Regions from separate parts of the Homo sapiens genome. Here all the other regions are linked to region 2. A link is a contact called in ENCODE Hi-C data. All regions are on one chromosome and are shown on one strand. The core of a region is the stretch at or near the end of the contact, and the rest is flanking DNA. Distances in the headings are between cores, read along the strand shown.

The links. Hi-C counts contacts between places; a loop is a spot of excess contacts on that map. Pooled maps may share reads with other maps.
Region 1: a loop to region 2 is called in a map of heart right ventricle, with 5 times the contacts of the local background. The contact joins two enhancer-like sites. A Hi-C loop is called at or near these places in 4 of 168 maps with a recorded cell type or tissue (Right ventricle myocardium inferior, gastrocnemius medialis, heart left ventricle and 1 more) and 8 of 50 pooled maps.
Region 3: a map of heart right ventricle shows a loop between it and region 2 (2.8-fold over the local background). The contact joins two enhancer-like sites. A Hi-C loop is called at or near these places in 4 of 168 maps with a recorded cell type or tissue (A673, heart right ventricle and left ventricle myocardium inferior) and 10 of 50 pooled maps.

The regions. Positions count from the first base shown.
Region 1 is chr6:163,287,804-163,291,129 of GRCh38, reverse strand. The region is part of intron 4 of PACRG (parkin coregulated); the gene reads right to left. Among named protein-coding and RNA genes, the nearest start is that of PACRG-AS1, 35 kb to the left of the region's middle. RefSeq lists an enhancer at 1-257. Within about 2 kb of position 1,494, at least 5 of the 41 ENCODE cell types and tissues checked have a DNase peak (open chromatin) inside an H3K27ac peak, as active enhancers do; they include gastrocnemius medialis, heart left ventricle and heart right ventricle, where a contact is called at or near this core.
Region 2 is chr6:164,108,362-164,111,656 of GRCh38, reverse strand. No RefSeq gene overlaps it. Among named protein-coding and RNA genes, the nearest start is that of QKI, 700 kb to the right of the region's middle. RefSeq lists an enhancer at 3,246-3,295. Within about 2 kb of position 1,801, at least 12 of the 41 ENCODE cell types and tissues checked have a DNase peak (open chromatin) inside an H3K27ac peak, as active enhancers do; they include gastrocnemius medialis, heart left ventricle and heart right ventricle, where a contact is called at or near this core.
Region 3 is chr6:163,553,559-163,557,091 of GRCh38, reverse strand. All of the region lies in intron 4 of QKI (QKI, KH domain containing RNA binding), which reads right to left. Among named protein-coding and RNA genes, the nearest start is that of QKI, 140 kb to the right of the region's middle. Within about 2 kb of position 2,223, at least 5 of the 41 ENCODE cell types and tissues checked have a DNase peak (open chromatin) inside an H3K27ac peak, as active enhancers do; they include heart right ventricle, where a contact is called at or near this core.

The DNA.
Region 1 (3,326 bases), core at 245-2,744, 820 kb after region 2:
GGGTCATCTAGAGGCGGAGCAGAAACCTGAGAACCCAGACTCAGGGAGAGGCCGCTGGGCAGCCGGGCACTGAAGCCAGGAACACCGGCATTTGAGGTAAATGGCCAGGCCAGTGCCTTCCAGAAAGGAAGTCCATGTTCCGAGGAGTGGGAGAAACCGTTTGCTTACGAACCTTTGACCAGGAAAGCAGAGGGGCAAAGAGGCCAGTCAGAGGCAGAGAGGAGGCCCCACCGACGCAACCCTACCCGCCAATGCCCCTTCCTCTCCCTGACCCGGACCTCACGCTGAACTCATGCGCATCCGATTTCATTTAACTAAGGACATTTTTAAGTGACCATTGTGTGGAAGGCACTAGCTTAAGTGCTCTCCCATTGAGTCATGACACAGTAATAGCGACAGTGCTAACACCGTTGAATATTTTCTAGTGCCAGGAGCTGAACTGTGCCTAAATGCATTATTTCATCTAATCTTAGTAACTCAACTGTGAGGCAGGTGCTATGATTAGCATCCTTACTGAAAGTTGAGGCAATGGAGGCTTGGAGAAGTGAAGTGGTTTGCCCAGGTTCCCAGGAGTAAGTGGAGGCAGCCGCAGGTCCAGGGGTGGGGGCAGGCTGCGGGGCGCTCAGCCCCTTCTCCCCACCTTCTTCCCATTGGCTCAGTCCCTTGCATTTTCACAGGCGCAGGGGCAGCAATACTTTTTAGATTTGGGTCTGGTCAACGTTTTTGGTCCCTTGGAAAATTCTCTCCTACAAAATAGGTTATGAATGTAACCCAATCCCCATTAAGATGGTCACTCAGTGATTGCTGTGTGTGTGTGTGTGTGTGTGTGTGTGTGTGTGTGTGTGTGTGTGCGCGCGCGCGCGTGCATGCGCACATGTGCGTATGATAATTAAGTGAATTTGGAGTTGGCACAGGGTGGGGATTGGCCGTGACTTCTGGGTAGGGTAGTGGGTAACTGGAAGAGGACTGAGGCCGGGCGTGGTGGCTCATGCCTGTAATCCCAGCACTCTGGGAGGCCGAAGTGGGCAGATCATCTGAGGTCAGGAGTTCGAGACCAGACTGACTAACGTGGTCATTATAAACTGACCAACCCAGTCTCTACTAAAAATACAAAATTAGCCAAGTGTGGTGGTGCATGCCTGTAATCCCAGCTACTCGGGAGGCTGAGGCAGGAGAATCACTTGAACCTGGGAGGCGGAGGTTGCGGTGAGCCGAGATGGCACCACTGCACTCCAGCCTGGGCAACAAGAGTGAAACTCCACCTCAAAATAAAATAAAATAAAAAAGAAAAAGAAAAAAAAAACAGAAGAGGACTGAGTGGTGCTGTGGTCAAGGTGGGGGGCACAAGCTCTGTCCCTGCCCTGGCACCAGCTCCCCCTGTCCCCACTCCCGGTCTTCATTTCCTCATAGGTAAAGCAGGGAGCAGAATAACTCCCTCCTGGACTAGTACAGGGCTGGGGAGGACAACATGCGCCACACGTAGTGAGGATTTACCCGATGGACATGCTGTGATGGCTGGGACTGGTATTTAGACTGCAGCTATTAATAGAATGACATTGCAGAACTGGATTCATGATAAGGCTTCCTTAACTTTCATTTAATTCTATTTCAAATGAAATCTTAAGTATTTTAAAAAATTAAAAATATTTAGAAATAAATATTGAGGAGGTCAATGAAAAAGAATGAAGTTATTTACAAAAGAAAAACTGACTCAAGATTCATATGAGAACAACAACTACTCTTAACCTATAATGTCCCTAAGTGAATTGATTTGGAAATAGTTAGGAAAAGGAACCGCATCGTGAAAGCCATCTTGGAACTGATTAGGTTCTAACGCATTTAATGCCAAATCAGGAGAGCCAGTAAACTAAAACAATGAGATCAAAGCCGCAGCAAATACTCTGCACACCAGCGAGTCCTGACACATGGGAACTGGCGCAGGGTTCAGTCGGTCCACGGCCAAACTCAGTTTCTGCTCATGTGGGGTAGATATCAGTGCACGGAATTCCAAATTTGTTGGTGTGGTTTCCAGCGACCAGTTCCAGGCTCCCATCTGCATGCCACAGTCTAGCATCTCAATGGCAACTGGCTGACCTTGAGCCTGTCCTCGCTGATGGAGGGACTGCTTTTATCACTGTGTTTCACCTTTGCTGGGCACGACCTTCTGATCTCACTGTGGCAGTTCACAGTTAATTGCACTAAGGAAGGGCCGCATCTGAATAAGTCCCTCCTGAAGAACATGCAATCTGAATTCACATGTATTTCTCTTTAGAGTGCATTCCATGATGTTTTGCTACACACATACCCCCTAAATTGTAGTTATTTTAGATATTCTGTAGAACTAATTTATGGTCCCTGTATATTCCGGGAAGGTAATTGGGAAAGCCATTCAAAAGTGTTGAGTGGTATAGACGAGTATTTGGTCATAAAAAGTTCTCTATGCATTATTTTTCTTAGATAATCGAGAGCACATTTTATGCTGAAACTTCAGGCAAAGTGATGCATAAAATGAATCAGCATTATAAACTTGGCAACATGGGATTTTTAGTTTTATTAGTTCCCATTCAAAGGTATGACAGTCGCGAAACTCTTTTGTGCTCATTTAGAATTTCAAATGTAGGAGAATGTTAATAAGTGAATCTAATCCTTGTACTGATCCTGCTTAACAGAGCTTATTCTCCTGTTTTTCAGATGAGGAAATCAAGGCCAAGAAACTGTAACAGGTAAGTCCCAAAGTATGGAGGTGGCACACCAGGAGACAGGCCTGTCGGGCTCTTGCCACTGTGACGTCTACCTTTAATGACCTCGGTTACAGAATACCACGCACACGGAGCAATCAGGAAAGAAGGGCATTTCTTTACCACTGTCAGGTTTAAAATTCTTGTGGCTGAAAGCTCAAGATAACTCTGAAGGTGAATCAGACGCCAGCCCCACTTCAAACACCATTAGTGCTTGGCATTTCAAGCGCATGAGACGAAATTGCAATTAAGAAAACCTGAGAATCTCACTGAGCTTCTGCAACTAGCCATTATCACAAGATAAATGTCTTTTTTGAAAAACAAACTAAAAAGATGATACAGAATAAATGTTTGAATAATGTCTAAATTCTGTGGGGAAAAGAAAAGCAAGAACCCGGAGGCCTAGTCTCTCCAAATCATTTCCTTAATTTTTAAGAAAACAACAAAGCCAAATAAATAGCTTCTTCTGTGGTGTTTCTGAAAATGTGGGATTCTGAATGTGAGATCCTGAAAATCTCCAGGAACCTCCAGACCACAAAACCCTCAGCATGGCCACGGTCGGGCCACACCGTTCTGAGGTTTCCCAAC
Region 2 (3,295 bases), core at 552-3,051:
GAAGTGAGATACCAACTCTTTCTCTTACAGAGAGAGAAATGTGAACTTGCCATCCCACAGTACATTCATCCCAAGTGAAGAAGGCCAAGTGAGAAACACAAGTGAAGAAACAAAAGCATACCCTGAGTTCTAACATGCCACGCCAGGAGTGTCATCCCTGTACCGCAAACCTCCCTCCCTCCTTTTTAGCAGTGTCCCAGTTGTTGCTGCCATTGAGGGAACCCTCTTTAAACATCCCTATTTAAGCCCGACTGTGCGGGGTTCTTGAGGATAGGTGGGGACAAGGGTGAGCTCCACTGGAGAATCCTGAGAAGGTCTTTTCCAGCTGCTCTGGAAGAGCTTCTGCGAGCCACTGTCTGCTCCTCCTCTCAACATTGTCTGCCCAAACGTGGGTCTCAAACCTACATCTTAGTTCGCCAGCAGCCACCAGTGGAAAGATGGGCCCGAGCGCCGCATGCTGTTGGAGATGGAGCTGTCAGTTGAGTAAATCCCAAAGCCCACCAAGTGAGGGTGGCCAGTTTCCTTGCTGTTGAAGCCCCTTTGGTTGGGCTCTCTGCCACTCAGAGGCAGCAGCTTCGTAAGATGTAATGATCATTTATCTACCCACGAGAGTGCATCAGAGAGATAGAACTTAATTTGCATTTGTCATATATTTTCTTGTATATTCAATAATGTATAATATTTTTAAATAAGCTTTATTTTTCCAAATCTTTTTCTATATTCGTGTCTGAAAGCAGACAACTTTAACGTTTCATCGTTATGTTTGCGATTATGACTGTCGAAACAAACTCATATCACAGGGTCTTTTGTAAGACAGACAACACGGTCAGGAGCGCAGTCCTGCATGCCGCACTGGCCTCCTCTCCTACTCACTTACAACCAGGACAACCTCCAGGACCTGTCTACACCTCTGCTGCTCCAGCTGTCACATGGGACTAATAATGTGGACGCCACAGTGTTCTGTGAGATTAGGTAAACTGATGCTCACACAGAGTTTCTCCAGTGCCTGGTGGGTAGTGAAAGAGCCACATGTATCATTATCACCATTGCTGCTGCCGTTGATATGAACCAAAGAGGAAGAAAAAGTGAAGAGTTGGCCCCTTCCCATGAGCGATCATCTAGATAGGGAGATAGATCATTGTTTTCATAAGATAAAAGATGCAAAAACACATGAATTGCAAACTTCGAGGGATTAAAGTGGAAGCCTCCACAAAGGGCCACGATGAGGACCTCGTGGTGAGATGGACAGAGACGCTCCTGGGAGAGGACGAACTGGGTTTACGAAGACTCTAGAAGAACCTAGAGCCTATGAAGGGTTCAGCCTTTAAATTATCCAGAGGGCAGCTTTTCACATTTTCTGAACAAAGCAGGGACAAAAACAAACAAAGTGTTTCAAGAAAATTTAGTTTAATTTTGACGCAGGTGAGGGCACAGAATCCAGAAGGCAAAGAGACCATTAAAGAGACGTCTTCAATGTCCAGGCTGGAAGGACAAGCTCGGTGGACTGGGGCTTGAATACAGCAATGATGATGATGGTAAAACTACCTCTAATTTCTCTCCCCCCTACTTATCCTCAACTAAAAACTAGCATTTTTCACTCCCAAGACTAGATAAAACACAAAAATTGAGAAAATGTTTAATAATGTAATTCTTTTTTAAAAAAAATAAAGTCGGTCAAAGCTCTTCCAACCACAAGAGGGCGTTCCTGGACCCAGCAGTGGAGCCGGGATTGCCCCGGGCATGGACGGAACTTGCACCAGGGCTGCCCACAGGTCACTTGTGCAAGTGGTTACCTGGGTAGTTACAGAAAGGAAACAGTGTCTGGCATTCACCTGCGCTTTGTGACATCATAGAATCTTAAAATCAAGGAGAGCAGCCTTGAGCTCTTATCAAACCTAAGAACATGTAGACTTATGAGAAGCAATTCAGGATTGGGACTTTTTTTGAGTGACTGCCAGGTGTAGGCAAAGCCAGAAAGCCCTGGCAACCCAAAACTGAAGGATCTGGGGCTTTCTTCCTGCAAGCTCTGCTCAGCGAGGGGCTTGTGCTCCTACAAGCTCTTTGCTACATAAGTCAAGCCAAACTTCCATTTCCCGACATGACATGGCCAAATAAGAGAAGGCCAGGTTACCAGAGATTAAAAATAGGACGTTGCTGCAGAGTCCTGGGACCGGCTGGCAAATGACACAGGAACTTTGGGAGCGCATGGACTCAGGCCAAGCGGCCGTCCTCACCCTCGGCCACCTCAGGGCAGGGACGAAGAGTAAGGTTCGCAGGAGTCCTGCCAGGAAAGGGCTGGGAGTCAGGGAAGGGTGGAGAAATCGCTTTCCTATGAGTCAAGGGACAACAGCTGTCACTGCAAAGGGGAGAAGAGCTGGAAAACTGGATCCAACCTTTCATAGAGCAGTGGCAGCTGAGTCGCAACAAACAAGCAGAAACACGAGGCCCTTAAAAAATACAGTAATTCAGGCGACATCAAAGCGGTGATTAGCACAGCTTCCTGGCGGTCTCTTTCTGTTTATTTATGGCACATTACACATTTTCATGCTATTTTCATAAGGTGTTTCTGCTGCCACAGTTCCATATTTGGGTGACAGAGTGTCTGAGACGTACCACAACTATTGGGCAACTCACCCCCAGCCACACTCGAAGTCAATGGCAACCACAAAAACAACAACCTCCCAAAAAAAGAGAAGCAAAAGAGAAAGTGTTCCAAGTGCTTCTTCCAGCAGCACGGGGACGCCCCTCCTCTGGAAGGAGAAGCAAGTGCATGGCCCTGTTGAGAGGGAGGGTGAGGTGGGGTGCAGGGGCAAACTTCGTCTTGATTCATGTTTGTAGACGGGGGAGATCAATGCCGGATTCTCACTGACATCCTGCTTTTCTTGTACCACACAGCCCAGCCTTTGATGGTGGGGATTAGTCCCAAAATTCTGGAGTTCACCACTCCTCCCGCTACACTGGCTTTATTTCAAATCTCTGTTGGTCCATGTCAACATCAGCGATGGGAGTTGAAAGAAGTAAAACAGTGACTCGTGCATTTTTCATTCTTCTCTTTGCTTCTTTCTTTTATAAAAGGTCAGGAGGATGATGAAAAGGAGACCTTTAGGAAGCAACTGCGACGTTCCATCTCATATCCACTAAAGGAGGTGCATTTCCGATTCAGACAAATTTAGTAACCATTTCCTCCAAGTCTGACTGCTCTTTACAATTAGGCTCCTGGAAAAATACATGTTGGTGTGTTTACAACATGGGAAAAATATGTCATCTCAGCATTCAGTGATAAAGCAGGTATAGG
Region 3 (3,533 bases), core at 974-3,473, 550 kb after region 2:
AGACATTTGATTGTTTCCACTTTTTGGATATGTGAACAGAGCCACTCTGAAAATTCTCATATAAGGCTTCCTTGCAAATATAAGTTTTCATTTATCTTGGATAAATACCTATGAGTAGAGTTGCTGGGTCATAGGGCAGATGAATATTTCCCTTGTATTTGTATGGAAAATATTATGGAAAGATTATTAAAGCACAACAAAGAATGTCTTTACTTTTGAAATGTAAAAGCTCAAAAATAGAACACACTCCTGCTAATAGCTAAAACCTGTGGTATCGGGGAAGTGCCTTGAGAATTTCAGAGTTTTTCAGATTTATAGAAAGATAATACACCACAGATTCTATAACACCCAGCAGAGTCTGGGGGATACGCCCATAATCCAGTCCGTAACAAACAGAAAAATACTCACACTAAGTGGGGTGAAGCAACTATAAACACAGTTTTCTGAACTTCTGGAGGCTTGCAATTAAGGATGACCAATTATGGGTATGTATAAATATATATATTTTAATTTATGCATATTAAGATATAGATATGTCATCAACTATGCCTTTTCTGTTGTTTGTTGTTTTTTTTTTTTTTTTTTTTTGAGGTGGAATTTTGCTTTTGTTGCCCAGGCTGGAGTGCAATGGTGCAATCTCAGCTCACTGCAACTTCGCCTCCTGGGATTCTCCTGCCTCAGCCTCCCAAGTAGCTGGGATTACAGGCATATGTCACTACGCCCAGCTAATTTTTTGTATTTAGTAGAGATGCGGTTTCACCATGTTGGTCAGGCTGGTCTCGAACTCCTGACCTCAGGTGATCTACCCGCCTCGGCCTCCCAAAGTGCTGGGACTACAGGCGTGAGCCACTGTGCCCAGCCATCATCAACTATGTTTAACAGCTATGTTAAAAGGATACAAACAGGTCACGTTTAATGTAATTTATACATTGTTCAACTTTTCTAGACTTAGACACTAGATCTTCATTATCCAATCATTTACGCTTCCTAACAAATGTGTGGTATTGGCAGTGCATTATCCCTGAGGCTCAGGCAGGGTAGGCAGCTTATCCAAAGCCACAAAAGTTCACATTGCAAACCTGGCTTCCAACCCAGAATACCTGATTCAAAGTCCTCATGTTTAACCATTACATTATACCTTCTCCAGTCTTATGATGCCTTTAAGTGGAAGTATCTTTTGAATTCATCAGACCACATGTTAGAAAGTAAGAAAATCATGTTTATTTAGTATTTTTAGATCTATATACTTTTAAAAAAAAACTACAACAAAGTAATCACCAGAGAGCTGAAACAAATGTGTATTTCCAAATCATTAAAACTATGTCAACTAAAAAAATAATTCGAACCACTGCCTATCACAAAGGCCCAAATTCTCCAGCATTCAGGGCATTGAACAGTTTACATGAGCAACCTTGCTTGCAAATGTTTTGCATTAGTCAAAATCATCTGTCCACAATCCCCGAGTAGACCTGGTACTTTCCTCTCCAAGTTAGGCTCCTATTGGAAGCATCCTATGTGTTCCTCAATAACACAGATCATCGTTTTCTCTCAGAGTGCAGGCTTTTTTTTTTTTTTTTTTTTTGAGCTGGAGTTTCGCTCTGTCGCTAGGCTTCAGTGCTGTGGCGTGATCTTGGCTCACTGCAACCTCCAACTCCCTGGTTCAAGCGATTCTCCTGAGTGCAGGCTTTTCTAAGAACTCTCACGCATACTGGTCTTGCTTTTATAAATTCATGCTGCTTATTTTTGGGGTGATCAATCATATATAGCCATGTGCTATCTCAGTTTTTCTATTTTTTGATTTTTAAAGAAATTTATCATGAATTGTATCCATAAACTAACCAATAACCAATAAACCCATGTTCCTTGTAACCCCCAAAGCCTTGCAAAAATGAATGTGCTCAACATATTTTAAAAAATGAATTAGTTTTCTATAAATTTGAAATAATGGGTAGAAAAGGTTTTCCAAACAAAAAAATACATGACTAATTTAATTGAAGAATAACAAATATCAGAGAAAAGAAAAAATGATGAGTGACCACATTTTATGAAGAATTTTGATGCCAATTACCACCTTGATCTGCTCCGACAGCTTTGGCAGACAGAAGATGACAGATAATTTGATTGACTTAAACAAAGGGGTTTATGAGAGGGAAGTGACAAAAAAGGATTTGTCTTTAAAGCCTCACTGTGCTATTTTGTGGATGGACTGCTGGGGGCGCCAGCGTGATTACTGAGATAGGTCATGAGCTTTAACATTGTCCAGGCAACAGAGAGGATGAACTGGACTGGGGTAGAGGTTGTAACAGAGATGAAAAGAGTTATGTTAACCTGACAAGGCATGATGATCAGTTGGACACAGAGGGTAAGGGAAAAGGAGAAATTGAACAATGTTGTTTAGGTTCTTGATTTAAGCAATAAAGTAGACGGTGGCTCCATGTAATGAGATAAAAATTGAGGAATATGGAATCAGAAGTTCTCTCTTGAAAGGTTACATCTGAAATACTTATCTTAAACACCTAAGTGGAGATGTCAGGTACACAGCTGAATATTCATCTGGTTGATCAACTTATTCCAACTTATCCTATACAGCTGGTAGAAAAATATGCTTTCATATTTCTTGAGTTTTTCTCCAAGATGATGTGGCAGTTACTAAGTTCCAAACTGAACTGCCATATGCTTTCCAATGCTTAAGTGTAGGGCTCTACAACTACTACTTCTTTGCCAGCCGGTTTTCTGTGAGGTTCTCAGAACTGAGGCATAGTGTGGGTGTAAAGCAGCCGACCCTGAAGAGCTGGATGAGGGAAAGAGATGTTCTCTTTCCCATGTGCGCTCCTTTCAGCTATGCACTTGCCAGAGGCAGCTGTCTCCTGGCTCCATGCTTCTTTCCCAGCACCTCTAGAACCAGTCTCATCGTGCAGCCCCTTCCCTCCATGCACACCAGAAGCAGCCAGCTAGGGTTCTCCCCTCTGAGCTCCTGAGGTTCTTGAAGTAGCTGAGAGACACCAAGCCAGGGTCTTGGTTTCATCATTACACAGGCTTTCTTCTCTTTTATTCCAGCCCTGGGGTAAAAGATGCTTTTTTTGCAGTCTCTAAATCTGTATTACAGCCTGTCTTTCTCCTTTTTCAGTTCTCAATACCTGTGTAACCAATCAACAACTTTCCACACATAAAGCAAGGTAGAGGGAAAGTGTCAGGCACTTTATTTAACCAGAAAAGCTTAAAACACTCAAACACACACAAATATGATGCTCCTCCTCCATTAAAACTATATAAAACTAACAAAGATTTGTACCTTAGGACAATATGTTCTGCCTCTCTTCAACAAGGTATAAACAGATCCACTGAAAAGTAACAATCTCAGAAAAACAAAAGCCAAGTCTCAATAATAAGTACTTACTTCTTCTAATGCTAAATACGATACAATCTGTGATTTTATTAATAGTAATAGTAATCTTAACAGGCATGATAAACTTCTGAAGGATTTATATGATTCACAACTCCGGCTACATACTAGCATTAGTAGAGCCACATCA